Regions from separate parts of the Homo sapiens genome. Here all the other regions are linked to region 1. Evidence: chromatin loops called from intact Hi-C (ENCODE). Cell type or tissue: PC-9. All regions are shown on one strand. Links, peaks and the distances in the headings refer to the core of each region. The heading gives the core; the rest is flanking DNA. Region 1 overlaps TNFSF8 (TNF superfamily member 8). Region 2 has its middle 36 kb from the start of TEX48. Region 3 overlaps WHRN (whirlin). Region 4 overlaps WHRN (whirlin). Region 5 has its middle 83 kb from the start of TNFSF8.

Region 1 (6,441 bases), core at 1-5,000:
TGCAGAAAGTACAAGGTAGGACATTCAATAATATTATTCAGTTAATATCCAATTTAGGTTTGAAGATGTCCAGGAGAATCGCCATTAATTTTCACATTAAGATGTATCCTCTAACGGTTCATTGTCTGAATTTTTGAATGCCTTTTTCCCTTCAAAGGGCAGCCAAAAATAATTGTGCAGGTCCCCCATGTGCTTATTAAGGGGCTCTTGCCATCTGGGATTTATTGAAAAGCAGAGAATTAGCAGACCCTCTAAGCTGACAAGTTTGTGTTGGAAGGTGAGTCTCTAAGTCCTAACACGTGAAAATTAGCACTGACTGGTAAGGGTGACTTTCAGGGCCAGGAAGCTGGCATGCTAGTTTTAATTGCTTCCATGCTTTCCCTTTAAACCTCGTTGCAATTCAACTGAAGAGTGAGAACTAATCTAACTGCAAAATTGAATTTTTAAAATGAGCAGGATGGCTATTCAGAGAATCTTGGCCATCTCTTTCTCACTCTGCAGTCTAAAGTGCCTCTTATTGCTTCATTTGTAAGGGGCCTCTTACCTGAAGCACACTGCAATATGCAAATCGGCCCTGTGCTGACATGTTCATTAAGCTGTCAATCTGGGGACAAGGCAATTTTATGGTTCCCTTGTGAATAACTTCATAGAGGCAGAGATTAAGTGCCTGCCTCCCTTGCATTAGGAAAAGGACTGTGTACTTTGCTGAAATTGGTAGGTAGCTGAATAAGGAGGGGTGAGGGGTGAGGGGTGGGGCTGGTGGTGGCAGTGGTGGTGGGGACCATGAATGCCCACAGAGGCCAGGTAGGCAACATAAAGGAGTGAATGGGACTGAGGAAAGAGAAGCCTTGTAGCTTTGGAGAATGACGCTCTCCCCGCTAAGACATTCAAATTCAAATTACAAAAAAATTTCCTGCAGACTAAACAGTACACATCTGCAGGTCACATTTGGCCATGGGACTCTAATTATGACTTCTGGCTTAAAAGTTGCTGAAAAGCCACAGAAGCGGTTTTCATATGTTTAGGTTTCCTGGGCTTGGTTACTGACCTTGGAGGTAGGCCCATGACTTCTTGAATGGAGCCCTTTTCAGGATACATAAGAGGTCTTCTGAGCAATTTCCTAAAAATAAGGAGACGATGCATTAAAATGTCTTTTGCCGTTTTGGGATCTGGAAATACCTGATCTTTTTCTACAACACTTTGATGGAGACAATTACCGTTCTGTTTTCCATTTTCAGAATAAGGAGAAAAGCTCTTTATTTCTCATTTTGCCATCAGGTATTTTAGGATTTTAATTTTTTAAATTTATTTTTATTGATTGCTTCCACTTGGACTTTTATGGAAGACTGTGGAAATCAGGGAAGGAAACAAATATGACATCCATTCCTATAATGTGTCAGGGGCCATTTTTTGGCACTATACGTATTTCATCTCCTTAATCTTTGCAGCAACTCTGTGAGAGGGGTATTATTAAGCCCCTTTTACAGATGGGAAAAAAATCTGGGGGCCACGCAGGTGAAATACATTGTTTCGTGGTGCCTTGCCAGGCAGTGGTAGTGAGAATGATAATACTGATAGTAAATACTGTCAACTTATCTACCACACACCAGAAACTAGTCTGGGTACTTTTACAGCTGGGTAATATATCAGCTAATCTAGTTCTCAGACTAATCCTGCAGGGTTAACTTTGATGCCTAGAGGTGGTCAATACCATCGCCTAAGTTCAGACAAGTTTGTGTAAATGCTGGAATTGCCCATGGCTAATTCCAGAGGCCAGGTTTCCTGTTCTAGGCTATTTTGCTAGACAACGAAGATAAAAACATCTTGGTGTTCAATTTTAAGAGGACACAGGGTTAAAGAAATCTTAACAGAAGTCCTGCTATTTGGAGCTTCCTTGGCAGAGGCAAACATAATATTATGTTATTATGGTATTTAAGAAATAAAAATATTTTTCATATATTCACTAGTGATGGTGGCTTAGCTTTTTTTTATTACAGTAACTACTTAATATTTTGTATGCAAAGATTCAAGTTATACATTTCCTGCAATGACACTTGAATTCAACTTATTCAGAGCTAATCTCTTCTTTGATCCTTGGTTTCCCCATGTGTAAAACTGGACAATCTTTGACCTGACATGGACATCTTCTCAAAGATGTCACCAGAGATGACCATGTAGTCCATCCATCAGACGGTAGGCAGCCAACGGCCCATTCAATGGAGCAGCCACACCCTGGGATATTTGCTCACTGCATTGCCGAGTAGTACCTGCTGGGCTCACAACCTTTCCCATTGCAGTCTCTGCCCAGCCCTGAGAAAGTCCCTCCTGGCCATCCTCATAGCTTCATGGGGGCTTTGGAGTGGTTGAAAGTTAAATGAAGAGTTCCCTCTGCTGTCTGAACAAGCTCACTGCGAGAGGCACTCCGGGCAGAAGCAGGGGCAGTTTTCCTCCTTATCTGCTGCATCCACATAGAGCTTCTGGTCCAAAGCTCTCTTGGTGGTGAGAGCCAGTGGGTCAGCTGTCATCCCCTTGGTTTCATCCTCATGCATCCTCTGATCAGTGCTCTGGTCCTGCCTGTTGCAGCCCACAGCCCACACTCTTGGGGTTTGTAGTCAGAACCCCAACACTAATGGCTGCTTATGCTCCTAATGGACTGTGACTATGGTTAGAGAGTCCTCCTGGCGTAGCCTCCTACTCTAAGCTGCAGAACATCAAGCCAGGGAGACAGACCTGGCTGTCTGTTTGCATGGAAGCCCTTTCTGACTCCTTTCGCCTGCAGGATCAGGCCCAAGCTCCTCAGCATGGCTTTCATGGTCCCCATTGTTCTGACTCCTACTGAACTCTCTGGTCTCACCCCTCACCTTCCCTCCTCCCCTTTCCCTTTATGTTCCAATAGTAATAATAACGAGGAGGAACAGTGATAATAATATGAATGGTCATAACTAATACATGTTGAGTGATAGCCATTTTCCAGGTACTCTGCTAAGTATGCTACATGCATTATTTCATTTAATTCTCACAATAACACGATAAGAGAGGTACCATAATTAAGTCTATCTTGTACATAAGGAAATGGACCCTTTTAAAGGTTAACTGACTTGTTCACATTCACACAGGTAGTCAGGGGTGGAGTAGAGATCCAAACTCAGGCTGCCTGACCGCTGCCCGAATGGATTCCTGACTGCTGTCCGGGAGTTTGGGGCTTTGCAGTCCCCCTAAACATACCATTTAGGAATGTTGATTTATCATTACACCTTGGCACTTGCTGGGCTCTCTACCTGGACTGCCTCCTTCACCAGGCAAGTTTTTCCTTGTTTGAAACACAGCCTAGCAGTCAGCTCCTCCAGGATACTTCCTTTGCCTATTTGCCCATTCTATCAGACAGTGAACCCTCAGGGCAGAGACTCCTGTTTATAAACCCCCACTGCCCAGTCTAGCAGATGCTCTGTAAATATTTGTTGAATTGAATCACCTAGTTCATCTTTCTTGTTTCCCTCTGTGGATACAGAGTAAGTACTTAGGACAACAGTGAGGTGAATCAGGACGCTTGGCTTGCCTTTTGCCTGAGGGCTAGAATAACACAGGGCCTCATTCTCCCACTGGCATTGCAGGTCAGGCTAGATTAGATGGGAAGATAAGATTCATGCCTTGGGCTGAGGCCAGCACAAAACATCAAGAACAGGCTCTGCTCATTGGCCGAAAGCCCTCTTACACTGTTCTCCTTACCCCTTATGGCAGGTGAGCCTCTGTAAACAGGTGGCTGGAGAAGTGCAAGCCCAGGCTTGCCTCTCACACGTTCTGGTTCTTTTGTTGTTTTTTCCCCTTTGGGTTGACCTCAGTTGTAATTCTGAGAAACCCGAGGATGGAAAAAAAAAACACCTTATTTTGAAACATTTGCATTTCCTGAAGTCAAATGGCATGGTATATTTTAGTTTTTCTTTAAAAATCATTTAGATGGTTTCTAGCTAAAGGGAAAAACACAGGCAGCCCTTTTAGGAATGATGTTGCCAGAGCTGGTTCAGAAAGGGGCTAAAAGCAGGACACTAGAGGAGCTATTGAGGGAATGGGCTGTTAAACTTGGAGAAGACCCCAGAGAAGGGCACAGCCTCTGTCCTTTAATGCTTGATGAGGCTGTCGGCACACCGTGGGGCCCAAGCACTAAACCTCCAAGTGGAAGAGGAAGGAGATGAAGCCCTCAGCTAAGAGCTAACACTGCTCTAATCCCCATTTCTCAGATGCAGCAATGGAAAGACGTACACTAAAAACACCTATGTCACACTGTGAGTCACAGTGCTGGCAGCTCACAGAGTTGACCAGTCAGTGCTGCTCAAAAAAGAGGTGGGCTGCTTTGGAGGTCATGAGGCTCTTATCAAGAGCTAGATGAACATTTCATGGGTCATCAGCCGTGTGGCCTGAGTCTTCTCATCACCCTGTGAGTCTATGATATAACTTTCTTTTTTGGTTAGGAAGACAGAAAAACGTGACTTATAAATAGTGGCATTACATGCAGCTGAAATTCTGCAATGTCCCTGGAATTCTGAAGGCTGGGAGCAGAGGGAGCAAAAAGTGATGCCTGGAGAGGTTTAGTTTGAAGAACAGAGCATCAGAGTGGGGGAAGTGAGAACTGTCTGCAAGTCACGGCTGAGTTGATGACCTGGGAGTTAGAATCCTGGGATTTCTCCTCTCTGGGCTCTAGTGTCCCTATTAGGTTTGTGCAAAAGTAATTGTGGTTTTGGCATTAAAAGCAATAACAAAAACTGCAATTACTTCTGCACCAACATAATAGATGAAGAGCAGTGTGGATTTGATGATCTGTCTTAAAGGGCCTACCTAGCTTATTTCAGCAGGCTGTATAGACTCAGCCATCCCCTATCAGACCTGCTGGTGGTGGGGGTGGGAAGGTTTGGGATGGGGAGTCGGTCCCAGCTGCACCTGTCTATCTTTATGGGCATGTTGCATTACCCAAGGTAGGAGACTGTGTCTTCACACATTCAGGTTTTCAGACACCTGCAGTAGTAGAACAGAATATTTTAGCTCTGAGGACAATCTAAGTTATGAATAGTCTGGTTCTGTAAGGATTTGCATAGTTTGGAGAAATGAAAGTTCCCTGAGATGGCCTGGTTCAGGCTTGGTGAACACATAACCCATGTGCTCCTCAATGTTGCCCCTATGGCAGGCTGATCCTAGGTCATCCAGAGAGTTAGTGAGAGAGACAGGACCAGAGACCAGGGCTCCTTACTCTTTCTGTAGGGCAGTCTATCTTTCAGACAACCCTAGCACTGCCTGAACTTCCCTGAGGACCAAAGCTTTCAGATGCATCAGCTTTGTAAATCATCTTTCCAAGCTTTAGCCTCTTCTAGAAGGATCATGGGACTTTCTGTGGTTTTGTTTGAGAGGCTGAAGAGAAAGATGTGCCAACAAAACCCTCCTGGCCAGTTTCACACAGAGGAGAGAGATAGAAAGAGAGGTTGCTCGAGGTGGTGAAAGGAGCATATTCTAGAAGGTCAAGATTATGGAAACCTTAAGACTAGCTCTCACCTTGAGATTTCACAATATTAGACAGAAAGGGTCACTAAATGCCATGCTAACAGAGATCCTAGTTTTAGGAGTGGCGAGACTACCCAGAGAGACTAGGGTCTGGCCCAAGACTCCACAGTAGGTAAATGGTGGAGCTGGGTTCAGAACACAGGGCTTCTGACTTCTAATCCAGGGCTCTTCTCTGACTTTCAGTATTCCTGTGGAATAGGAAGGGTTAAATGCAGGAAGAAGTGGGTTTGCAGCCACTACAGACACTGGAACTGAAAACTGACAAGACAGCTGGAGGTGCTGGGAAAACAAGCACTAATGAGCTCCTGGGTTCCATCTTGTGGGAGAATGCCAGCAGATGACTTCAGGCCCATGTGCTGAACACTGCCAAGTTACAAGTCATGGGCACATAAAGATGCAAATATGCTCAAGGCGGCTCTACCATGGCAAAACAGACCAAGCCAACCATCCCGGCCAGATGGTATGTGGTTTGAGTGCCAGGTACCTTCCAGATGTACAGCACCTTTGATATAAGAACAAGGAAGACACGATGCATCGCAAAAAGAGCACCTGAATTCTGGTCATAGCTTTTAGCTCTGGATCTGTCATTTCCCCTTACTGAGCCTCAGCTGCCACATCCATTAAGTGAGAATTAAAACAATCAACCTAAATGTATGGATGTCATGAAGATGCAATGAGACCGTGGATGTCAAGTGATCAGTGTGGCCTGTGGCTAGAGGAGACACTCAGTAAAGTAGATTCTTTCTGCCTTACTCCTCTTTTCTTTGTTGTTATAGTGGCACAGTTTAGCAATGCCACTTAGCAGAGTGAATTGGCAGATGAAATGCTCATTAAAATGAAGCTCATGACATTATTTGATGGACGGGAGCTTCTCAATTAAGTACCTAAGTGTTT
Region 2 (6,441 bases), core at 837-5,836, 190 kb before region 1:
GGACTATTTTCATTACTCACCTCCTCATGCCCCCACAAGAAACTAGATTAATAAGTATATATATATATATATATATATATATACACACACACACACACATATAGATATACATATATATATATATATATAGTGTGTTTGTGTGTGTGTAATAAAAATTAATTAAAGCAGGAGAGAAGCATTCATTAGTCTGCTTGGGCTGCCATCACAAGATACCATAGGCTGGGTGTCTTAAACCAGACATTTATTTTCTCATGGTTCTGGAGGCTGGAATTCCAAGATCAAAGTGTCAGCAGGGTTGGTTTCTCCTGAGACCTCTGTCCTTGGCTTGTAGGTAGATGGCCACCTTCTCCCTGTGTCCTCACATGGCATTTTCTCTTGTGGCTTGCTGCTGTCTTCTTTTTCTTATAAGGACACCAGTCCTTTTGGATCAGGACCCCACTTTATAACTTTAACATTAATTACCCTCTTTAGAGGCTCTGTCTCCAAATACAGTCACTTTGATGATTAGGGATTCAACAAATGAACTTTACAAGGACACAATTCAGCCCACACAGCCCGACTGGTGTTGAAGAGGACATGGGGAGGGCTCTGGGATGCTTCTTGCGTTCTGTTTCTTGATCCAAGTGCTCATTACACAGGTGTGTTTAGCTGGTGAAAATTCACTGTACAGTGAGGATTTGTAGACTTTTTTTGTAGGTATGTTATCCTTCATTGAAAGCCTTAAAAAGAATTGAATTGTAGCCACTGCTTTCTCTGCATTTACTGATATGTTTATATAGGTTTTCTACTTTGGTCTTTTACTCTAGTACTTTGCTGGGGCTGCCCTACCAAAGTTCCACAGACTGAGTGGCTTAAAGAACAGACATTTATTTTCTCATGGTTCTGGTGGCTGGACGTCTGAAGATCAAGGTGTCAGCAGGATTGGTTTCTTCTGAGGCCTCTCTCTTTGGCTTGTAGATGATTGTCTTCTCCCTGTGTCCTCACACGGTGTTTCCTCTGCAGATATCTATGCCTCTGCCCAAATTTCCTCTTCTTACAAGGACACCAGTCAGATTAGGGCCCACCCTAATAACCTCACTTTAACTTAATTACCACTTTAAAGACTCTATCTCCAAATACAGTCATATTCTGAGGTACTGGGTGTTAGAACCTCAACATATGAATTCTGGGGGGACATAATTCAGCTCAGAACAGGTATCTTATATTGAAATATTCTTGTGGTACTACTATCATGAGGTATTTTATGCATTGCTGAATTCAAATTGCTAGCATTTTGTATAAGATAAAAATAAGCTACGGCCACATTGAAATTTGTCTCACATTTTATTTTATGATGCCATCCCTGTCAGGTTTAAGCATCAAGGTTATAATAGCTTTAAAATGAGATAGGTAATTTTTGCTCTTTGTTCTATTCTGCAAAACAACTATTGTAATTTCATTTTATGTGTGTCTTGGAGGCTTGCTGAAACTGAACAGTAAAACTCTTTTACCTCAAACAAAAAGTAAATCAAAATGGGAAAAGAGAAGGGGAGGGAGGCACGCACAAAAGTAGATGAATGGCACCATGAGTGTATTTTCTGTCCAATTCCCACCCCGTCCAAACACATAAAGGAGCAAACAAAACAAGTTGCATCAAGCCACTCTCCTGCTCAAACTTTCCAGTTGCTCCCTATTGCCCTCTGGAAAGAGCCCACTCTTTACCATAGACCCCCTCAACCTGAAACAGCTTTTATCTCCCTTCTGCACTTTCGTTTTGTTTTCTGAAACAGGGTCTTGCTCTGTTGCCCAGGCTGAGTGCAGTGGCATGATCATGGCTCACTGTAGCCTTGACCTTCTGGGTTCAAGCAATCCTTCCTCCTTGGCTTCCTGTGTGGCTTGGACTATAGACATGTGCTCATCACACCTAGCCCCTTCTGTACTTTTGATTGGAACACTGTCCTACTTCCTAAATGCTCCCCAGGTGAACTCCTCTTCCTCTTTCAGTTTATCTCAGATAGCACCTCCTCCGTGGAGCCCCCCCACCCACCCAGGCTTCTCCCACCCTACCCGACTCTAGTCCCAACTAGAGGTCCTCCTCTTGGCTCCTCCTACTCTTTATGCTGTCCCAGCCTCAGCCCTCCCCTCTCCATTGTTCTTGTTGCTGGGAACCCTTTTATGGCCCGGCAGGGGTGTTGTGGGCTCCAGTCAAACTCTGCAGGATGGATGACAATCTGACTCAGTGGGTGAGACTCACAGACTCACATCATGGAAACAGCCTTTCCCTAATTAAACATGGAAAGAAATGGAAGTCAGCCTTTGCTTTGATGACCAAAACTTTTTCAAGAAGGTAGTGGCTCTCATAATTACATCTAGAGTTAAACACTACACAAGTTTGTATTTAGGAGTGAGGTGGACTTGGGTGGGTGAGGCATGCAGCCCCCTCTCTCTTCTCTTACAGCTCAGAGTGACAGGAGGTGTCTTCTTCTCTTGCTCCTGGGCTGCCTGAGACAGGCTCACTCACTCCCAAGGGAGGATTTAGAGTCTCTAAACTTAGCATTACCTCCCCTCCCTTCTTTTAGCCTTGAATGGGCTTGTTTGAAAGACCATCTGGCTCTTTTTTTGAGCCCCTGGGACATTTGCCCTTGGAAGAGAGCTTGGTTGTATCCTGGGGATATTTGAGAACAGCACTACTCCTACATTGTGTACCAGCGAAATAGAGACACAGATAGGGGAAGCGCTTAAAGTTCCTCCAGTGCTGGCAGAGGCTCTTGCTACCAATAGGTGCTGTTCTGGCAGTGTGTGTTCTAGGGCAGGTGTGCTTCCTGGGCTACCATTTTCCCATCTTCATCCTACCTCTGCCCTCCTGCTGTGGACTGAGTTGTGTCCCTCCCCAATTCAAAAGTTGTAACCCTAACCCCCAAGGTGACTGTATTTGGAGACAAGCCCTTTACAGAAGTAATTAAGGCTAAATGACGTCATAAGGGCAGAGCCCTGATCCAAAAGGATTTTAGGGTGCTTAAGAGATACTAGAGAGCTTTCTCTCTCTCTCTCTCTCTTTCCTCTCTCTCTTCTCTCTCTCTCTCTTTATCTCCTCTTCTCTCTCTCTTCTTTCTCTCTTCTCTCTCTCTCCTCGCACCATATGAAGACACAGCAAGAAGGTGGCCATCTGCAAGCCAGGAAGGGAGCCCTCATCAGGACCCGACCATGCTGAAACCCTGGCCTCAGACTTCTAGTTTGCAGAGCTGTGAGAAAATAAATGTCTGTTGTTTAGGTCACCCAGCCCATGGTATTTTGTTATGACAGCCTGAGCTGAAAAATACATCTCTCAATCCTGATAGACCTGCTCTTCCCCTTATCTCAGACTGCTTTACCTGTCTAATCCTCTGTCTCCTTTTTCTCCCTAAAATCCTAGATGTTGGCATTCTTCAAGGTTTTGCCCCTTACACCATGCCCTTCCTTCTCCCCTTTCCTGTTCCCACTCTTCCCTCTTTCTTCTCTTTTCTATACTCTGGCTTTCACATCTTCAGTTCTAGCCTCACTGTAGGTAATATCTTCATTACTTCTCTCCTGACTCCTATCTGGCATTTCCAGCCACCTCCTGAAGTTTTCTACCTGGGTTTCCTTTCATCAAAGATGGTGTCCTCTCCACTCTCCCCAACCAGAAAATTCATGGCCCTCCTGACTTCCTTGTTTACATCCTTGACACCCCACTCCCCCTGCCTTCTAATAAATTTCCAAGTCATCTTTGGTCTGCCATGCCTCCTTTCTGGACCAGGGAAGAGGGGGTGTGAGTTGCAGCCTTAGGGAGTGGTTAGCAAACCTGGTCGCATAGTCAAAAAGCACCTGCAGGAGTGGCCTCTGTGAGTCATGAAACCACAGGGGCCCCACCTCTTGTGTTTTTCTTGGAATCGGGTGTGTGGGTGTGAGCGCCCTCTCACGAAGACCTCTGCAGGGTTGCATCCTCAAAGGAGGGCAACAGCTGACCTGTGCAGAGCGCTTTGCAGTTTACAAAGCACTTTCACATACCTTGACTCATTTCCACCCTACGACAACTCCATGAGGCGGGATTATTGTTCCGCATCAAGAGCTGAAGGGACTGAGAGTGACTTGCCCAAGGTCAGCGCTAGAAGGTGGCCAAACTGGGACTCAAATCTGGTTATCCTGCTCACAGACAGAGGAATTCCCTGGGCACCTCTCACTGCTAGGCCCTTGACATTGGCTCTCTCAATACGTGAGGAAAGTTGAGGCTCAGCTAAGTGGGATGATTTGCTTAGGATCTCCAGTGGGTGAGTGCTGCCCTGAGGCTCTGAACCCATGTGGATCTGACTCCAAAGCCAGTGTATGCATGACTTCACTAGGTGCATGGCCTCCCAAATCCCAGGGCTTCCCATTAACCCAGAGGGACTTCCTGATGGGTATTGAGCCGTGGCTTGTCATCTTGTTGAAGTGGCTTCCAGCCTGGAGAGTCATCATCTCCGTCATCACCCTCATGTTTGGCACTATTTATTGAGTGCTTACCATATGCCAAGCACTGTGTCTGATGCATTATATACTTGATCCCTGCGTTGATGCATATAATGATGCAAATTCATCTGCTGAAGTCCTACTGTCCAGTATTTCAGAATGTGACTATATTTGGAGATAGAGTCTTTAGAGAGGTAATCAAGTTAAAGTCACCACGATGGGTCCTAATCCAATGTGACTAGGGTCCTTAAAAGGAAATCTGGACACAGACACATACTGAGGGGAGACCATGTGCAGACATGAAGAGAAGGTGATCATCTATAAGCCAAGGAGAGAGGCCATGGAAGAAACCAACTCTACTGATACCTTGATCTGGAACTTCTAGCCTCCAGAACTGTGGGGAAATGCATTTCTGTTTAAGCCACTCAGTCTGTGGTACTTTTTTATGGCAGCCCTAGCAAATGATATATCTGATCTCATTAGGTTCTCACAGCCATTATGGTAATGGGCTTCTGATCCCTAGGGGAGCCCAAGGCAGGAGAGAGAGAGGAATGGGCCCCATGAGGTTGTCTGAGAATGACCTGCTGACAATCAGACTGGTGCCCACAAAGTGGCAATTACCCTGGTGAGGCTGCCAGGGTTCGGGTTGTTGCCATGGTAAGGGCTGGCGGCCCCCAGCTCTGTGAGTTCAGAACCAGCCCACTGAGAATGAGAGCAACACAGCTGCACTTGACTGGGTCCTGCCTCTGTGCCAAGCACATGCTCAGTGATGTCAAAGAGTCTGTGGGTGGGAGCTGTCATCACCTTACTGTATGGATGGGGACATGGCGGTTCAGGGAGCTTCCCTGACTTGCCCAGGGCAACACAGCTTACAGGGACTAGAGGTAGAACATGAACCCAGTTCTGTCTGGCTCCAGGACTTGGCATCACACCAAGCAACTCAGAGACATGGCATCTATATTTATAAACCTGATGCCAAGGGATCCATTTCCAGTGAGGAATGTACCCCCATGTGATCTGGAATGCTCCAGGGCTTTGGGAGGATGTTTTGCTCCCTGTAGCCAACTTGTCACAGGGTTGCTTGGTGACCCTGGAATTGGAGTGATGAGAGTGAGTTTCCTTCTTTCAAGGCACAGTGGTCAGGAGGACACACCTGGTGGAGCCAGCCTGCGTCTCAGCTCTGACACTTGCCGGCCATGTGAACAGGGACAAGCTGCTTAATCTCATTGTTCCTCTGTTTCCTCATCCAGGAAACACAGAAGATGCAAATGGCAGAGTCCCTCCTAAGGCCATTTAGGAGGACGAGGGCATCAGGTTCCCATGCCAGGCTGGGCGAGGAGGCCACTCACGTCCGTGGAGGGGCTCACTGTACCAAGAGGTCAGGAGATGGAGACACTTCTGGGCAATCTTGGCTCAGCAACATCTCCTTGTCCTTCCCTTTCCCGGACACCAGATCTAGTCTAGTTGGTTTATTATCTTTTCTAACAGAATCTAATCCAATGACTTTTGATTGTCCCCCATGGGGTTTTGGAAACCAGGCTCTACACTCGCGCATTCTCCTGGTCCACTTAGATGGCTCATCTCTTCCTTTTGTGGGTGGATTTTGGTAACTAGAAGATTCTCTCCTTGTTCTTTCCCCTCCTCCTCCCATTAGAATGTAAGTTTGCTGAGGGCAGGAGTGTGACCCTCTTGTTAACGATTGAATCTGCAGCGAGTGTCTGCTTGGATTAGCTTGAGGTCATGATGCAAATGAAAAGGGTTGGACTGGAATCCAGATCTCAGGGCTCCCAAGAAGATCTTCTCGGTCCCCCATCCCTCCCTTCCTTCATACACCGCGCCAGATGCCCGGTTTCCAGCAGGGAAAAGACAGACACTCACCCTCTGCCTTGATGGGTTTCTTTCCTCCCATGCCAGTGCCTCCTTGGAAGCCTCCTGTTAATCACCCCAGTGTGCTCAGTTCTTTTCAGCCTCCAGGTTTTTGTCCTGCTGTTTCCTCCC
Region 3 (5,000 bases), core at 1-5,000, 420 kb before region 1:
TTCTGGCAGCACGTTATGATTATGGAAATGTAAATTATATGTGTATGTCTTCAAACTTAATAACTTGCTACTTGGATTAATGCTCTCAGGAGGCAAATTTGCCTCACTCAGCTCTTTGGAGCCAACTCTGAAACCCCAAAATCATAGACCAGGCTGACATGATTCTCTGCTTAGCAGAGGAGTGAGAAATAGACTGGAGAGGGTCACAGTGTAGGGGGCTAATGGGATGTGTTAACATGGCAGACGCACACATGCTTCTGTGTTCAAAACCATACACCAAAGGCAAGCATGGGGTGGACCTCAAGGTCACAAGACTATCAGATCACTGTGCTGAGGAGCACGTGCAACAGAGGTATTCCAAAAAAGTCTCAAGCAAGGACACGTAATGATGAGTCACCCAGCTTATTTCAGGGTGCAGACCTCAAAGGGCAAGGTTTTCTCTTTTCGGAAACAGAGACTCAACAACAGGAAGGAGAACTGGTCTAAGACCCATCTTAGTGACCCAGAAGGGAGGAAAAAATTATGCATGCCTGCTCTTCGCAGCCGCACCTTGCCTAGCTGGGGCTTTGTGTGTTCAGACACACCGGACAATGGTGTTGGCTCTGTAGATGACTTGCTGTGTGACACTGAGCCAATTGCCTAAACTCTCTGTGCCTGTTTCTATATTTAAAAAGCAATTGCTGGTCAGGCGCAGTGGCTCAGGCCTGCAATCCCAGCACTTTGGGAGGCCGAGGCGGGTGGATCACCTGAAGTCAGGAGTTCAAGGCCAGCCTGGCCAACATGGTGAAACCACGTCTCTACTAAAAATACAAAAAATTAGCCAGGCATGGTGGCGGGTGGCTGTAATCCCAGCTACTCAGGAGGCTGAGGCAGAAGAATTGCTTGACCCCAGGAGGCGGAGGTTACCATGAGCCAAGATTGCACCACTGCACTACAGCCTGAGCTACAGAGCGAGACTCCGTCTCTAAATAAATAAGTATATAAATATCAATTGTTGCCTGGGCACAGCAGCTCAGGCCTGCAACCCCAGCACTTTGGGGGACAGAGGCAGGAGGATTACTTGAGGCCAGGAGTTCAAGAGTAGCCTGGACAACATGGTGAGACGCCACAAAAAAAATTTTTTTTTTAAAATTTAAAATTATCCAGGCATAATGGTGTGCACCTGCAGTCCTAGCTACTCAGGAGGCTGAGTTGGGAGGTTTGCTTGAGCCCAAAAGATCGAGACTACGGTGAGCTATGATCGAGCCACTGCACTCCAGCTGGGGCAACATCGCAAGATTCTGTCTCAAAATAATAATAAAATTAAAAGCAACTGTTGAAAAGATTTAAGAAACTGTAAACTGCGTATACAGTACCTAGCACATGGTAGGTACTAAATGCATGCTAATTCCCTTCCTGAGGCTGCCAGTTCCTTCTCCCAAACAGAGGTCCCAGAAATTCTCTAAACCTCGAATCTATATGGACACAAACACGTGTCCCCCAACTTTCTTCTTTTTAAGAAACATCCTTCTTTAATCCACATTTCCTCGTATCTGCGCTGCCTTCAACACTCAGCTCCTTTCCCACGACCTCCAGAAAAGCTTCCCAGATTGTGGCTGACTCTGTCCTCCAAGAGCATCCAGCACACTTCTGTGATTGTGCTGCCGTCTATACCACAGGCTCTGAGTCACATTCGTGATCTTGTCTTTAAGACTACAAGACAAGTTCCTTGAGGCACATTACATGTTCTGTTTCCTTTAGAACCTCTCCCTGCTCCTTTTCACTCGTTTAGCCAACCATCCATTCATTCATCGTTGAACAAGATATTCAATGAGTTTTCTATATGCCAGACAGCCTCAGGAATCTGTTCAAATTAGGACACAGAGCAGTGCTCTTTCAGATCAGTAGTCAGGCAGTCCACACTTCTCCACTTTAATGTGAGCATAGACACATTAGATACACATGGAATTTGGAGAGACAAGTGAAGAAAGTGTGGTTAAGAGCCACAGCCCTGGAGGTAGGCTGTGGGAATTCCATCCTAGCTCTGCCACCTGCCAACAGTAACCTTGGGCAAGTTACTTACCCAATCTGTGCCCCAGCTTCCCAGGCAAAAAAAAAAAAAAAAAAAGAGAGAAATAACATAGGTATTATCTCACAGGGTAGTTCTGATGATTAAATTAGTGTGTGTGTGTGTGTGTGTAGAGTGTGTGTGTGTGTGTAGAGTGTGTGTGTGTGTTGTGTGTGTGTGTGTGTGTATATATATATATATATATATATATATATATATATATATATATATATATAATATATATAGTGTTTAGCACCTGGAACCTAGGTAAGAGATACCAAAAAAAAAAAAGAGAGCGAGAGTGAAAGAGATAACAGAGGTATTATCTCACAGGGTAGTTCTGATTATTAAATTAGTCAATATATATATAAAAGGTTTAGCACCTGGAACCTAGGTAAGAGATACCAAAAAAAAATTTTTTTTTTTTTTTTGTCTAACAAGAAATTCTGGGTACTGTAGAGAACTCAGTACCCAGAACCCAGAGTGGAAGTCTCAACCCACCACCCATGGTAACGACTGATATGTGTTGATGTCTGCCCTTCCTGACTTGCTCTTGTACTTTATAAACACGTATATATACATATACAAGCTTATCATCTGATTACATAAATCAACTCACAACTGAACATTTTCTGCTCCATCTTTTTTTCCACTAAAAATGTATTTTGAAGATCTTTTCTTACCAGTTCAATGACATAAAGCTCATCTCTTCCAATACTCCATCCCATTCCCTGGAAGGGACTCACCACTACCGAATTCTCATTCTCCTATCAATGGACATTTAGGGTGTTTCTCATTTTTTGCTAGCACCATCACCTGCGATGAACATCCTTGTATGTGCCATCTTGGGGCATTCATGCATCTAATTCCCTAAACTAGAGAAAAATGGAATTCCTGAAGCCATAGGCAGTGAGTCTTTATTCACAGACAATCACATTTCCTTGCCAGTGTCCCCTGGGGCATGCCTTATCCCTTTTGTAGTTCCTGTATCTACCTGCAGGGGGAAGCACTATGCCATCTGGGCCTACAGAGGACCTGAATTCCCCTGACAATGTGGACAGGGCTGGGTGGAGGCCTCGCAATGTCCTTCTCCCAAGGGAGTGCTCACTCTGGTGGAGAGATCCACACTCCTTCGTGCTTTCTTCCACAGTTTCCAAAAAGCTCCCAGTTTAGGCAGATCTTGGCTCTATCTTCCAATCATCTGGGGGCTAAATCTTGGGCCCTAAAGCACTGCAAAGCACCAAAATGAAAACGGTAACCTGGTGGTGTCTTAGGGTGCGAACTCCCTCAAAAGTGTTTTCCAGTGGAAGGTACAGTTGCTAGAAAGCCATTCTCAAACAGTGTTCAACCCCTTCCTAGCTATGAGACTTCAGACAAGTTACTTAACTTCTCTGGCCTCAGTGTTCCCACCTATTAAAAGGGGCCATAACGCCTATGCTCATGGAGCTGTCATGTAAACTGAATGAGGGCCAATGAGAAAATGTGCATAAAGCATCTTGCACTGGGCAGGGCGCACAGGAGGTGCTTGGCAAATAGTGGGTAGCATTAGTAACAGCAAAATTACAGCGATGATGCCACATTTTATTCTTCCCACTGCACAGATGAGGAAAGCGATTCTAGGTGGTGAAGTGTCTATGCACGGTCACAGAAGATAAAAGGCAGGGCTTTTATACCTCTCTCCTCGCTTCTCTCCATTGCCCTCTCACCAGCAGTTTAAGGGGATTCACACCCCCTTAAACACCAGGCCAATCCTACACCTTGGCCCAAGACAGACAGGGGAGGGTTTTTAAAAAGGACATGGGCCTCACAGGATGTAAACAAAAGAAAGTCCCTTAGGGTCTTGAACCCCGAGCAGGTGCTGTGTCCAGCCACATGGACTGGAAAGTCCCTTCCCATTTAGCCCTGCTTTGAGGGAGGACAGAAATTGGTGATGCGGACTCTGCCCCAGTAGCTTATTTTAATGTCATGAGAAAGTAAAACCCTAATTAGCACTCTGTCTTCCAAGCTCCTTCCATCTGTACCATTTTCATCTGTGTTAATTACCTCTTACAGGGACCACTAACTGCAACAGCTTCCCAGCCTCCTCTCTCAGCCCAGTCACTGCAGAGCAACCAGAGAATCCTTATAAAACATACGTGGACTCTGACCCTTCCCTGCCCCAAACTCTCCCCATTGCTTCTGCTATAAAACTCCCCACAGTGCATCTTGGGCCTGTGCGCCTGGTCCTGATGCCTGGCCAGCCTCATCTCCTGCCCTGCCACCTGAGCTGTCTTATAGGATCAAGTACTCCAAGCTCTTCTCCACTTCAGGCCTTTGCACGTGATGCTCTGTCCCTGAAAGTACATATCTCAACATACTTACTTATGCAAATGATTATTTTATTATCTACACTCTTCTCAGTTGACCAGGAAGGCAAGAAATTGTTGTGGCTTGATCAGAGATGTATCAATAAATAGAAAACATAGGAGATGGTAAGAGATTCCACATAAAGAGACAGTGAAGAAATGAAAGGATGCTTTCTTCTTGGAATTGAACACCAATAAGGAAATTTACCTCTCCTGAAGTTACCAATGATTTCTCTAGTAGAATGGAAATAATCCATTAATTTCTCCTTTTGCCTTGGTTGCTAGGGGGCTCAGAATTCAATTTCAATATAAATACTGTTCCTATCAAAGGCACCACACACACATACACACACACACACACGCACACACACGTACACACACACACGCACACACGCGTGCACACACACACACACACACACTTTCCAAGATCACTTCTGATTCCTCTACCTTTTTAATGAAGTGCTTTTCAGGTTAACTCACTCCATTACTTTTGACTTAAGTAAGAATCTTAATTATAAATGTATTAGTAAATAAGCAAATGAGATATGTAAAGTTTAAAGCGGGGGTTAAACTACACCATTCACATGGTAGATGCTCAATAAAACCAC
Region 4 (5,000 bases), core at 1-5,000, 500 kb before region 1:
CTAAGGCTGTCTGGTGGTGGCATCAGGACTTGAATCGAAGCCTGACTCCGAAGACTGTCTCAGCCACCTGGCCATGTCAAAACTGAGAGGAGCTTAAAGATTCCCAAGACCAATCTCAGCCTCAGCCCCTAGTGTCAGTGCAAAGGCAGAGCTGAAACTGGGCCTCCAGATTCCTAATCCAGTGCTCCTCCAGGACGTCCAAATCCCTCCAGTTATAGGGAGCTCACTACCTCCCTTTGTGGTCACTTGCCAAGCTGAGCCCTGGTCCCGGGACCTCCCATTCTGTGCCTGGGGCCCGTGTTCCTCTCAGCCCTCTGCATCCTCCTCCTCCTGGCTCACCGGTTTGTTGGCCCCATCTGTGGGCCTCTCGTTCCGAGGCAGCTCCTTGCTACTCCTGCTCTTGGTGGACACCGACTGCCTTCCTCGGCCTGGGGCGCTGGCCTCTGCCTCGCCAGCATCCACACCACTGTCCTCGCTTAGAGTCTGCCCGCTGTCCGAGAGCTGGGAGAGCGTAGAGGCTGCTGGAGAGGGGAAAAGGAAGAGAGAAGCAGCTTATATAGCTGGGGTCAGGGAGGGCTGCCTGGAGGCAGTGACGGAGATGGAGGCTGGAAGGCTGGGGGAATTCCCCAGGCAAAGATGGGGGAAGGAATGAAGAGATCGTGGGGCCAGAGGGCAGGTCCACTCCCTGCCACCCTCTCCACCTACTCAAGACCTGTCCTTTCAACCAGACCTGGTCTTGAAGGCTGTGACTTCCAGGACATCTGCCTGGATCTCCCAGTTCCCAGCCACTGGCATAATGATAAAACAGAGGTCAGGAGGCAAACCTAGCCCACAGATGTGGGTGTTTTCTTTGTTTTAAAACTCACATAATGCTACCAATTTTTAATGATGAACCAACACATTCAAATTAGAAGATTTCATATAAGTAATTTCTAGTTTCCCAAGAATAAAAGAGAAATTCCACCACACCTAGCCTGAACCCCTGCATGGCCCCTGCCTGAGCCGAGTGGTGGGCACATGCCCTCCAGCCACCAGTCAACTTCACTATGTGTGTAACAGCCTGGCCCCTGAGTTTGAGACCCTAACTTAAGAACACACACTCTGGAGTCTGGCAGGTCAGGTTTGAATTCCCACTGACCAGCTGTGCAAGCCTGGGCAAGTAACAGAGCCTCTCTAAGCCTCCTATGTTCTCCTTCTAATACAGAAATGATGGTGCCTAACCACTGGGGTGATTGTAAAAACTCACAGATCTGATGTATAGAATGGAGCAGTCCAGGGAATAGACTTGTGCTAGACTGCCTGGCTCCAGGGTGTGGGTTCTTAACCTAGGGTTTCAAACTCAGGGGCCCGGCTGTTATACACATAGTGAAGCAGCGTGGGTTGACTGGTGGGCTGGAGGGCATGTGCCCACCACTCAGCTCAGGCAGGGGCCATGCAGAGGTTCAGACCAGGTGTGGTGGAATTTCTCTTTTTCTCTTGGTAAGCTAGAAATTACTACTTTCTCTCTCTCTCTCTTTTTTTTTTTTTTTTTTTTTTGAGACAGATTCTCACTCTGTCATCTAGGCTGGAGTGCAGTGGTGCAATCTTGGCTCACTGCAACCTCTGCCTCCTGGGTTCAAGTGGTCCTCCCACCTCAGCCTTCTGAGTAGCTGGGACTACAGGTGCCCACCACACCTGGCTAATTATCGTATCTTTAGTAGAAATGGGGCTTTCAGCAAGTTGCCCAGGCTCCTGAGGTCGAAATCCTGACCTCAAATGACCTGCCCGTCTCCGCCTCCCAAAGTGCTTGGATTACAGGCATGAGCCACTGCACCTAGCCAGAAATTACTACTTTGTATGTCTCAGTTTGTTCATTTGTAAAATGGAGATAATAATAGTACCAACCTCATAGGGCTACTGGGAGGATTAAATGAGTTAATACTATAGGCAAGGCCCTTTGAACACTGGCACAAAGTGCTTATTGTTAGTACGGCTGTTAGCTCTTATTATCCCTGCATGTCCAGCTCAGTGCCAGCTCTAGAGACAGCAGTGATCCATCTGTGACAGCCCTGGGTCTTCTCACCACGTCTGCCTGCTCTCCCTCAGCTGCCTCCCCTCACTAGGCTGCGAGCGCCAGAGCCCTGCATTTTGCATCTTGGTCTGTGCAGGCGCTCAGGGAATGTCCTACGGGGCCTATGTATCACTGTAGCCGCAAGATGGCAGCAGAATCCAACAAAATGCTCCCAACTCACTCACAGGCGGGAGCTCCACAGCTTTCAGGGTGGGGAGGCAGGCTCTGCCCTTCCCTCTACCCCACAGCCCATGTCCTCTAGCAAACCGGGGCACAGCGTCAGCTGGCCTCCCCAAGATTCTTCCTGCACCCTGACCCTAGACCTGCCAGGGGTCCAGAGACTGCCACTTCAGTTTCCAGCATCTACTCCAGGCCAGGCCATGGCGGACAGGAAGGGAAGCCACCCCTGCCCTCCACGAGTTCAGTCCTCCTGGTGAACACAGGGTGGCCAGGGTAGGGGGAGCTGGAGAAGGCACCCCGACGCTCGCAGCAACCTGGCAGGACTGTCACTGTTATCTCCATTTTATGATGGGGAAAGCAAGGTGTAGACGGCAGCTTGTCCACAGTCACACAGCCAGTCAGTGGCAGAGCCGGGATTCAAACTGGGGTCTCCAACTCCCTTCGCCACTCTGGCCCTGAGCCCCCTCAACAAGTAGCTGGTCCCCCCCTTCACTGTGTCATCAGGTAGACTGACCTGAAGAGGACAGGGACCCCCAAGGACCACAGAGCCTGGCCTTGCTGTACTCACTGCGCGTCTGGGGCAGCGCCCTCACTTCATTGACGTCTGGCTCGCTGTCGGGGCGGTGGACCTCCACCATGACAAAGTGCTGGTTTGTGCCTGTCTGGTCTGGGTGGCCAGAGGGTGATGGGGGCAGAAGGCAGCCCCCAGCCACTGTGGCCTCTGCAGAGGGGCTTTTCAGGTGCGGGGGTGACTGGACCCGTGGGAAGGGGCCGATGGGGTGTTGGTTGACCAGGGCCAGATGGGCGTCCAGCGGCCTCTTGGAGCTGGGGTTGGCAGGGGAGACGGAGGCATAGATGGGGGAAGAGGGCAAGTCCTGTGCAGAGGAGGTCCCTGGGGTGGGTGCGGTGCCCGCTGGCGGGCTGCGGTTCTGTGGAGCCGAGAAGACAGTGCCCGAGCAGGAAGGCATGGAGGAAGGTGGCTGGAGGTCCTCTCTCCCCAGCTTCCTTGGCTGGCCTAGTGGGAGGTCGTTGCCTTGGGCCAGAGGTGGTGGGCGAGGCAGTGGCTTGAAGCTTGACAGCCCCTGGGAGGTGGATCTGACATCATCCTGCCAAAAGACCCAACAGGCGGAGAAGGAGTCAGACCCCATCACGCCTGGAAGAGGGGAGGCCGAGCAGCTGAGTGGTGCCAGGCCCAGCTGGAATTCTGTCCCCACTCTAACTGCTCTTGGCCACACTGCTCTGAATAATGCAACACCTGAGTGGAAAACTTCTCCCCTGCATCTCGGCAGCTGATAAGCGTTGGGATCTTGGCGGGTGTCTCTGGGGACAGCATCATTACCTTTGGGAACTGAAGTTCTTGGCATCAGCCAGAGCTTGTCACAGGGAACAAGACTTCATTAGAGACACGATGAAGAGGATGGAAATACAAAAAATGCATTTATTTGGCTTTTCTTTTTAGGGGGTGATCTTGAGTACTAGAGGCAAGAGGTATGAAAGGACTGGAGAGAGAATGGACAGGAGGAGATGGATACATGGGCTGGGGTGCTATGTGGCCCCAGGCAAGGCACAACACCTCTCTGAGTGCACCTCTGGGCAATGGGGAAAAGCACATCTACCCAGCAGAGGTGGTGTGGTGATGTCAAAAGCCACGTGAATACTGTTAGCACAGTGCCTGCGCCACAGCAGGTGCACAGTGAGGGGCAGCTATGGACACTGTGACTACCACTCCCCTCTGCCTAGGTCAACACCGGACACCTGCACAGCTCCAACAACCTTCCAGTCACCATCCTAAAGGCTTTACTTAATTAATTTACTCCATGCCACGAACTTATGGGGTAGGTATGCTATGATCATCATCCCCACTTTACCGACGGGGAAACTGAGGCACAGAGAGGCTAAGAAACTTGGTCATACTGTGGCCAGCCAGCCTGAAGGCCCCGCCTGAAGTCACCAGAGGCAAGTGATCCTGGTGCCTGCTAGAGATACTAGAATGGTGAGCTTGTGCACAGACCTGTAGCTGGGTGTGAGAGCTCATGGCAGAGGCCTCTGTCTCCTTTGCCACCCTGTGCCCTTTCTCCGTGGCTGTCATGGAGAGGAGAGAGCCACCAGGACCTGAGCACACCAGGGAGAGCAGAACCAAAGGGCCAGCCAGGGCCTTACCACGGACACATCTGGGAGGGCGTTGATATTGCCCTGGACAGCCTCGCCAGTTTCCTCCAGGTCCAGAGTGTTCTAGAAATGGACGAGAAAGCAAAGTGAGCAAACAGAAGCTGAGAAGGGAACACTGGTTTGTTCTCCAGCACACCAAAATTGAGGAAGTCTTAGGACACCTCCATGTGGTTCATGTGAGCCCTGACATACCTCACTTCATCGAAATTCACTTTACCCATTAAAATGAAGGTCAATTTGCCTGCTGGTCACTTTGAAGTTAAGTTTTCTTTGGGACTTTCTGATCATTTTCAGGCATCCCCTGAACTGCCAGAGATGCTGGGGCATCTCTAGCCTGGGCTGGGAATTCCTGGGTTTGGCCACGAGCGCTGTGCTCCACAGTCATGCCTCCAAAAGCCAAGGCCTCTCTCCACCACTTGCTGATGAATCCCAGGAAGGTGTGAAAATGGCAAGAGAGAAGTGGATGGGGAAAGTCTCTCCCTTTTTAAAATTCTAATGGTTTTAATCCCAAGGTGGTGGTTTAAGGTTTAAATGGACCTTATTTTGCAAAAAACGTCTATTTCTTTCTTCCCTTCCCAATTCACAAGAAGAAACCCAATGC
Region 5 (6,441 bases), core at 741-5,740, 110 kb after region 1:
GAAATTATCCTGATCCAGGAGGCAGTGATATTCTCCTGCAATGTAACATGGCCGAGGCTGCAGATTTCTTTTCCAGTAAGGAGCTTGCTTTGGAGAAACTAATTAAACCTGGAATTTTTAGAAGGCTTAGGGTTTTGTCAACTTGCAATTATGGATCCTTACCAGCATGTTCCCTGAGGGAAGGACTCTGCCTGTGCAGGGGAACAGTCAGCACTTCTGTGTTTATTCTCCTTTCTGTCTCCCCCAGGAGTCATCTTCTTAAGAATAACATCTGTGTTTTGTGATGTCTTGACTCTTTCATGATTGTCCTTCCTTTTGTGGCATTTGAAACTCAGGCTGGAGACTGAAAACCTGGAATAGAAACGTTTTTTGACAGCTTTCATGCAACAACTAACTCGACAAGAGGTAAGCACACTTTAGGGCTGGAGGGAATATTACAATACCACTTTATTGAATGTCTGAACCACCCCCAAGACCTAGAGTTCTTCCAATATCTTCCAGTATCACTTCTATAACAGCTTGTTTGTTCTTTGGATGGCTTTGGTTATTCAAAGTTCTTTTCTTATTGGAGTGCAGTTTGTTCCCTTACAGATTTCATCATCAGATTCTAGTTCTTCTCTGTCACACAATAGAGTATGTCTGTTCTCTCCTCTCCATGACAGATGTGCAGAGATTTTAAGACAGAGACTATGTCCCTGCTTATTATTCCATTTTTTTTCTAAAGAGGTGGAGTTTCTGGTTGTCTCACTATCCTGGTGGTCTAAATATGCTTCATTCTAAGGATGATAAATATATTAGTAAGACACATCTATTAATTGAATGGAAACTTCTTTCCTGGTAGCCTGGTCGTGACCTCTGAATCCTTTCCAATAACCTCCAGGCAGCTATTATAAATTTATTTCTTAATATAGAGATCTTAATTGTGCAACTACTATGTTCAAGTGCTATGCATTGGGGATGCAGCATTGGAGATGGAGTGCTGAACACCGCAGCCTGCTCTGGAGCTAACCGAGACTTGCAAAAGAAAGATGAGCACTGAGCTGAAGGCTCTTTGATACCTTTGAATGTGGCTTTTTGGTGGAGACACATTTTCAAATCTGACTCTGATGCTCACCTGAAGGGTGTCCAGGTGGAGAGTGATCCTCAGCTCCTGCTGAGCTGGGTCTACTGTGTCTCTTTCCCAAACCACTTTCACACCCAGAAGATCTGCTCTGCCTTGTTCTTTGCTGGCTACTCAGAAAGCCCTGGTGGCAGAAAAATACATGAAAAGCCGATGCCTCTGGGGATAAGCAAAGCTTCATTTTACACTGGGAAACAGAGGCCTTTATTGGAGAAGCTGTTGAGAGCATAATCAAGTGAATCCAGTGTAGCTACGCTCCTACCATACCTGGGAAATTCCCCCTTGCTCTCTGCCCCCATCATCTGAGTAATCTATTTTAGTTAAAGATGGTAAATCAAAGGCTTGAAAGGTCAATTAATTTTGCCCCCTTTCCCACTGATCCATGAGAAATGGTGATTCTCAGTGTAAGGACCTCTGTCCTAAATTGAGAGAATGCTCTCCAAGAGACCACGTATGAAGTCTCTGGAGAAGTTATTCTGGTTGGAAATATAACAGGTTCTGTTTTTGAAATGACCGATATTTATGGTTTTTTTTTTTCTCTAAATATCCTGCTGGATCTCTCAATTGTCAAACAATCTCTGCCCATTAACTCGTCCTTCCTTAGGAGAGGCTGCCTCTGTTAGTTCTTAGTAGAACAATTCCTTTGCTGTTTCTTTAAATTACATTCTTAGGTTCCTATCTGTTGAGGTCATGGTGTGGGGTGAGTGAGAACTGAATTCAAATCTACAATGATTACCTGGTGGCTTCAGGAAAATCACTTCCTTTCTGAGTTTGTGTCAGCTTTAAAATGATGATCTGGGAATATAGTTGGCACTCAACAAATTGAATAGACAATAAGTGAGGCTACAGATGGCTGCATTCTCCTCTTAGGTCATATATTCAGTCAACACGTAATGATTGAGAAATAATAGAACAGGCTCTGTTCTGGGTGCTAGGGCCACGGCAGGGGGAAACATACAAAGTGCCTGCTGTCATGGAGCTTGACTCCTAGAAAGCATGCACATACATAGGTAAGCCAGTACTGTGTCAGGTGGAAAATGCACTATGAGTACTGGGAATGGGGAGGGTTGTTTGTGTGTGCATGTGTGATCTTGCACATATAGGTGTGATGTGTGTGTGTTTATGTAGGATGATGAGGATGGTCTCGCTGAGAAGATAACATTGGAGATGGCTGAAAGAAATGAGTGAGCCATGCATGTGTTAGAGGAAAGAGCATTCCAGGAGAAGGGTTTGCTGTGGGAGTGCGCTTGCTGGGTTTGAAACAGCAGGGAGGCAGCGTGTCTAGAGTATCATGAGAGGGGGGTTGAGGTCAGGGAATATAGGCCTTGAAGGCTACTGTGATGTCTCAGGCTACTTTCCTCTGAGCCGTAAGGCCGGCATTGGAGGGGTTCAGCAGTGGAGTAGTAGACCACAGCTCAGTGTTCCTACAGGACCGCTCTACAGCTCTTTGGGGTCATAGACTGGCTCTAGGAGGCAAGTGCTGGGGACACAAGGCCCTTGACTTTATTCTCAACATTGCCCAAGCTGCTTAGAATAATCCACAGGGATCATCACCTAAACCAGGCTTCAGAGATGTAAAGGAAAACAACAGCAACAGCAACAGCAACAGGAACAAGTCCACATTTTTAGATGTGCCTCACCCTGTGCTAGTGAGTTAAGTGTCAGGGCAGGAGGATCAAAGCCTTCTTGCTAAGGGGCCAGAAACAAGCCAAAGGGACAAGCACAGAACAACAAAAAATGTGCATGTTGGGCCTTCACAACCAACAATACGGTGCTGTCAAATCAGGTGAATGAGTGATGGGACATGGATACAATGGAGGCATTAAACATGTTAGACAACGGTTGGTGGTCCTTGCCAAACCTGAATGGAGACTGGACAAAGGCCAGAAACTCCCTGTGTCTCATGTTCCTGTCCCCCCACCCCAGTGTACACCTGCAAGAGGTGATCAGTGAGGTGGTAGGGTGAGGGTGCTCGTTTTTGTGTAGCAGATGGGGAGTCAAGAACATAAAAGGAGGCCTGCCAAGTTCCTTCCCACTTCTGGGAAGGGTTCTAGCCTCTTATTGAGAGAAGGATTAGCATGAAGGCAAAGTTGTTTACCTAAAGATGTCTATGAGCCTAAGAAGTCCGGTAGACATCAGCCCCATCCACTTCAACACATCTACCAGGAGTGCCTGGTTAGTGCCCTCCCGAAGCCAGGTGGAGGCTGCCATCTGCTGGTTGACTTGAGGATTTTTACCCAAATGTTTAGTTTGCCTTTCAATTTTTAGTGAGACAAACCTGTGTTGACAGCATTTTCTCCAGGCAAGATGCTGTCGGTTTTCTCTTTTAAACTATCACAGATTCTCATCAGGGTAGGTACACTTCATGATCATTTTGATGGATGCTCAGAAGAATTAAGCAATTAGACCAAGATGATCCAGTAATTGGAAAACATGGGATTTGAGCTCAGCTCTCACTAAAAAGATGGTGACTGTAAAGAAATTGTTATAAACACGTTGGCTTTGCAAACTGTAAAGTGTTATGAGGGAACCAGTAAATGGCAGGTGCTCCAAGTGTCCTAATTGGAAGAGTGAATGAAAGAATAATTGTGCAGAAGGATGTTCCTTAAGGCATTGTGACTCAAGGAGTCAGAGAACCCAGCTTTGACACTTGGAGGCTGAGTGAACTTGGGGGAAGTCATTTCACTACTCTGAGAAACAATTTCTTAACCTGTAATTGCAAATGTGCTGGGCAAATGTGCTAGGCAAATGTGGGAGCTGTTTTTTTTTTTTTTTTTCTTGACAGAGTCTCGTTCTGTTGCCCAGGTTGGAGTGCAGTGGTGCTATCTCGGCTCACTGCAACCTCTGCCTCTTGGGTTCAAGCGATTCTCCTGCCTCACCCTCCTGAGTAGCTGGGATTACAGGCATGCGCCACCATGCCCAGCTAATTTTTGTATTTTTAGTAGAGATGGGGTTTCACCATGTTGGCCAGACTGGTCTCGAACTCCTGACCTCAAATGATCCGCCCACCCCAGCCTCCCAAAGTGCTGGGATTACAGGCGTGAGGTACTGCGCCCAGTCGGAGCTGCTTATTTTGACTGCATGTGTGTGGTTTTATTTTCCTGTAAAATGTTGAAATCCATGTTACATCCTGGTGGGATTGAAACAATTCTCAAGAAAGCCTTTTTCTACTTCCTTTACAGAGATTGTAATTCCTCTGGGAGTTCCCTAGGGAGGGAGGAGGATGAGGGGAGTGAGCCCTCTGCTGGTTGCTTATATGTCCTGCCAGCCCAAACCTGGGCAGCAGGCACATGCAGGGCACCCCTGGTACCCCATTGAGGCTGGGGGGCACAGGTGGCCAGGGGCACATGCATCTCTAGTGAGGAAGCAGGCTTTCTAAAGAGCAATGTTGATGATGCCATCTGGGGCTGAAAACCCTTGGCAACTCTCAGCTGGGCTCCAGGACGCCAAGCCTTCAAGGCAAGGGTCTACCTCCATCCTCACCTCTGCTCCCCACACTGTCATCCCTTGTGTCCATCCACAAGCCTCCCCTTGGCCTTACCACTGGTCTTCATTTCTAGCTGCAGTCACCTTGAGGGAGGCTTCCTGATTCCTTCCCCACCCTAACCTAGTGCTCCAGGAGTTAATGGGCCCCTGAATCCAGTCTCCCATATCCCTAACTAGCCTGCCTTAATTAAAACTGATGCCCACATCCAGGAAAAATCCACTATAGGAGTTGAGGGCTGCTCAGGAACAAGGGTGGGGACATAGAGAGCTCTCTGGGACCCTAAGCCCCATGAATTTTACTTTCTAAATATCTCTTAGAACCATAGCTCTGTCTCCACGACACCACACTTAGCCAGGCTCTATCACCTTTCACCTGGATTCCTACAGTAGCCTCCTCAAAGGTCTCTTCCCACTTTGCACCTCCCAGCCAAAATCCAAATGCAACAAAAAAGATGGCTTAAAAAAACAGATGTGATCACAATGCTCTCCTGCTGAAAACTTCTCAGTTGCTTTCCATTGAACTGAAGAAAAAAAGCAAAATTTTTATTCTGGACCAGGAAGATCTGCGTGGCTGGGTTCCTACTGACTCCTGAAACCTCATCTTCCACAATGCATCTTTTGCACCTATGCCTCTGGCTTTCTCTGTGCACAGCGTGACAGCCATAGGACTATAGAGATACCTGCCTTTTGCCTTCTGCCTCTCCTGCTTCCTTCACCTGGTTAACTCCTACTTGCTCTTTGGATCTGGGTTCAAATGTCTGTTCCTCAGAGAGCCTTCCCCCTCAGATCCCCTTTAGACGTCTTCATAGCTTTTTATATTTGCTTCCAAAGCACAGCCCTCAGTTTGTAATCACACATTTGCTTGTCTGATCATGTGTTTGTCACTGACCTCTCTGGGGCACAGAGGCTGCATGGAGGCAGGGAATGTGGTTGTTTCACTCACATAGTGCTGAGCATAAGCGGGGAGGTGCTCAACACTGATTTTTAAATGAAAAGAGAAGTGAGAATCTTAGAAGGAGACCGACGAGGACAGCCCACAAGGAGCTCTCGGATTTTCCGGGCTTAGGCAAGGCATGGTGGGAAGACCAGCTTGGGTGGGGCAAGCTGAGAATGGGGAAGGACTGGGCTGTGTAGCCAGCTGTTTTGAGAGCATACAGGTCATAGGAGGCTCAGTGAGGAAGAACCTGCAAGGTGTGTCTCTCCTTCTGGAGAACAGACAGTCATGCCACACTGCAGAGGAGTATGCAGCCTGGATTTTCATCAGAATCTCCTGCCTGGTTGCTGTGGTGCCTGGGATGATCCCCAGCCTCCTCTGGACTGCTGCTTCCCCATCTTCAGAAGGAAAGAGATGAGCACGAATTCAATGCAACAAATATTCATTGAGCTCATCTTCTGTGCCTCCTGAGGGTTTCTCACAGGCCCACCCTGTGTGACCACCCTACTTTGAATACTGTGACCCTATCCCCTTACCCTAGTCCCCTTTGTCCTTATTACCCTTGAATATACCATTTAATTTGATCATTTATTACATTCATCATTCATTGTGTTTTGTTAGAATATAAACGCTATGACCACAGGGATATTTTCCTCTTTTTTTCACTGACAAATCCACACGGGAGGTGCTCCACAAGCATTTGTGAAAAGAATGAAGTTCTGTTTTCCAGTTAGTGTGGCTTGTTGAAAGGAATAAGATATCTTCACTGAAAAGAACTTGGATTTTGGAATCAGGCAGCCTGGCTGTGAATCTTGGTCTGACCCCAGTGGCATGGCTGCGAGAAGCCACCTGACCCCTCTGAGGCCTAGTTTTCTACATGACATGGAATAGTTCGATTTGT

What was found. A loop is a pair of places that touch in the nucleus more often than their neighbours do. Peaks named below come from ENCODE experiments on the same cell type or tissue, not always from the same donor. Only the 100,000 strongest peaks of a DNase experiment are listed, where the experiment ranks them.
Region 2: a loop joins it to region 1, with 6 times the contacts of the local background. A loop is called at or near these places in 4 of 110 quality-filtered maps.
Region 3: a loop joins it to region 1, with 3.0 times the contacts of the local background. A loop is called at or near these places in 2 of 110 quality-filtered maps.
Region 4: a loop joins it to region 1, with 6 times the contacts of the local background. A loop is called at or near these places in 41 of 110 quality-filtered maps.
Region 5: it touches region 1 in a loop (6-fold over the local background); 65 of 110 quality-filtered maps call a loop at or near these places.

Annotation. Positions count from the first base shown.
Region 1 is chr9:114,904,780-114,911,220 of GRCh38, forward strand. It overlaps TNFSF8 (TNF superfamily member 8), which reads right to left. Exons shown (of 4, transcript NM_001244.4): 3 at 1,049-1,120. Among named protein-coding and RNA genes, the nearest start is that of TNFSF8, 23 kb to the right of the region's middle. RefSeq lists enhancers at 2,567-3,189, 3,190-3,811. In PC-9, for the core only: CTCF peaks have their summits at 2,379 (motif pointing left) and 2,578; DNase peaks (open chromatin) are centred at 3,522 and 4,304; H3K27ac peaks cover 950 bases; H3K27me3 peaks cover 229 bases.
Region 2 is chr9:114,715,121-114,721,561 of GRCh38, forward strand. No RefSeq gene overlaps it. Among named protein-coding and RNA genes, the nearest start is that of TEX48, 36 kb to the left of the region's middle. RefSeq lists enhancers at 3,217-4,416, 3,784-3,903. In PC-9, for the core only: a CTCF peak has its summit at 3,902; DNase peaks (open chromatin) are centred at 3,911 and 4,391; H3K27ac peaks cover 1,279 bases.
Region 3 is chr9:114,484,727-114,489,726 of GRCh38, forward strand. All of the region lies in intron 1 of WHRN (whirlin), which reads right to left. Among named protein-coding and RNA genes, the nearest start is that of WHRN, 18 kb to the right of the region's middle. RefSeq lists an enhancer at 3,967-4,026. In PC-9, for the core only: CTCF peaks have their summits at 3,044 (motif pointing right) and 3,247; DNase peaks (open chromatin) are centred at 395 and 3,035.
Region 4 is chr9:114,403,557-114,408,556 of GRCh38, forward strand. WHRN (whirlin) reads right to left here. Exons shown (of 12, transcript NM_015404.4): 8 at 4,391-4,462; 9 at 2,799-3,336; 10 at 340-521. Among named protein-coding and RNA genes, the nearest start is that of AKNA, 18 kb to the left of the region's middle. RefSeq lists enhancers at 1,872-1,921, 1,901-2,402, 2,262-2,371. In PC-9, for the core only: CTCF peaks have their summits at 2,186 (motif pointing right) and 2,386; a DNase peak (open chromatin) is centred at 2,205.
Region 5 is chr9:115,010,862-115,017,302 of GRCh38, forward strand. No RefSeq gene overlaps it. Among named protein-coding and RNA genes, the nearest start is that of TNFSF8, 83 kb to the left of the region's middle. RefSeq lists an enhancer at 3,230-3,419. In PC-9, for the core only: CTCF peaks have their summits at 3,332 (motif pointing left), 3,531 and 4,404 (motif pointing left); a DNase peak (open chromatin) is centred at 3,300; H3K27me3 peaks cover 450 bases.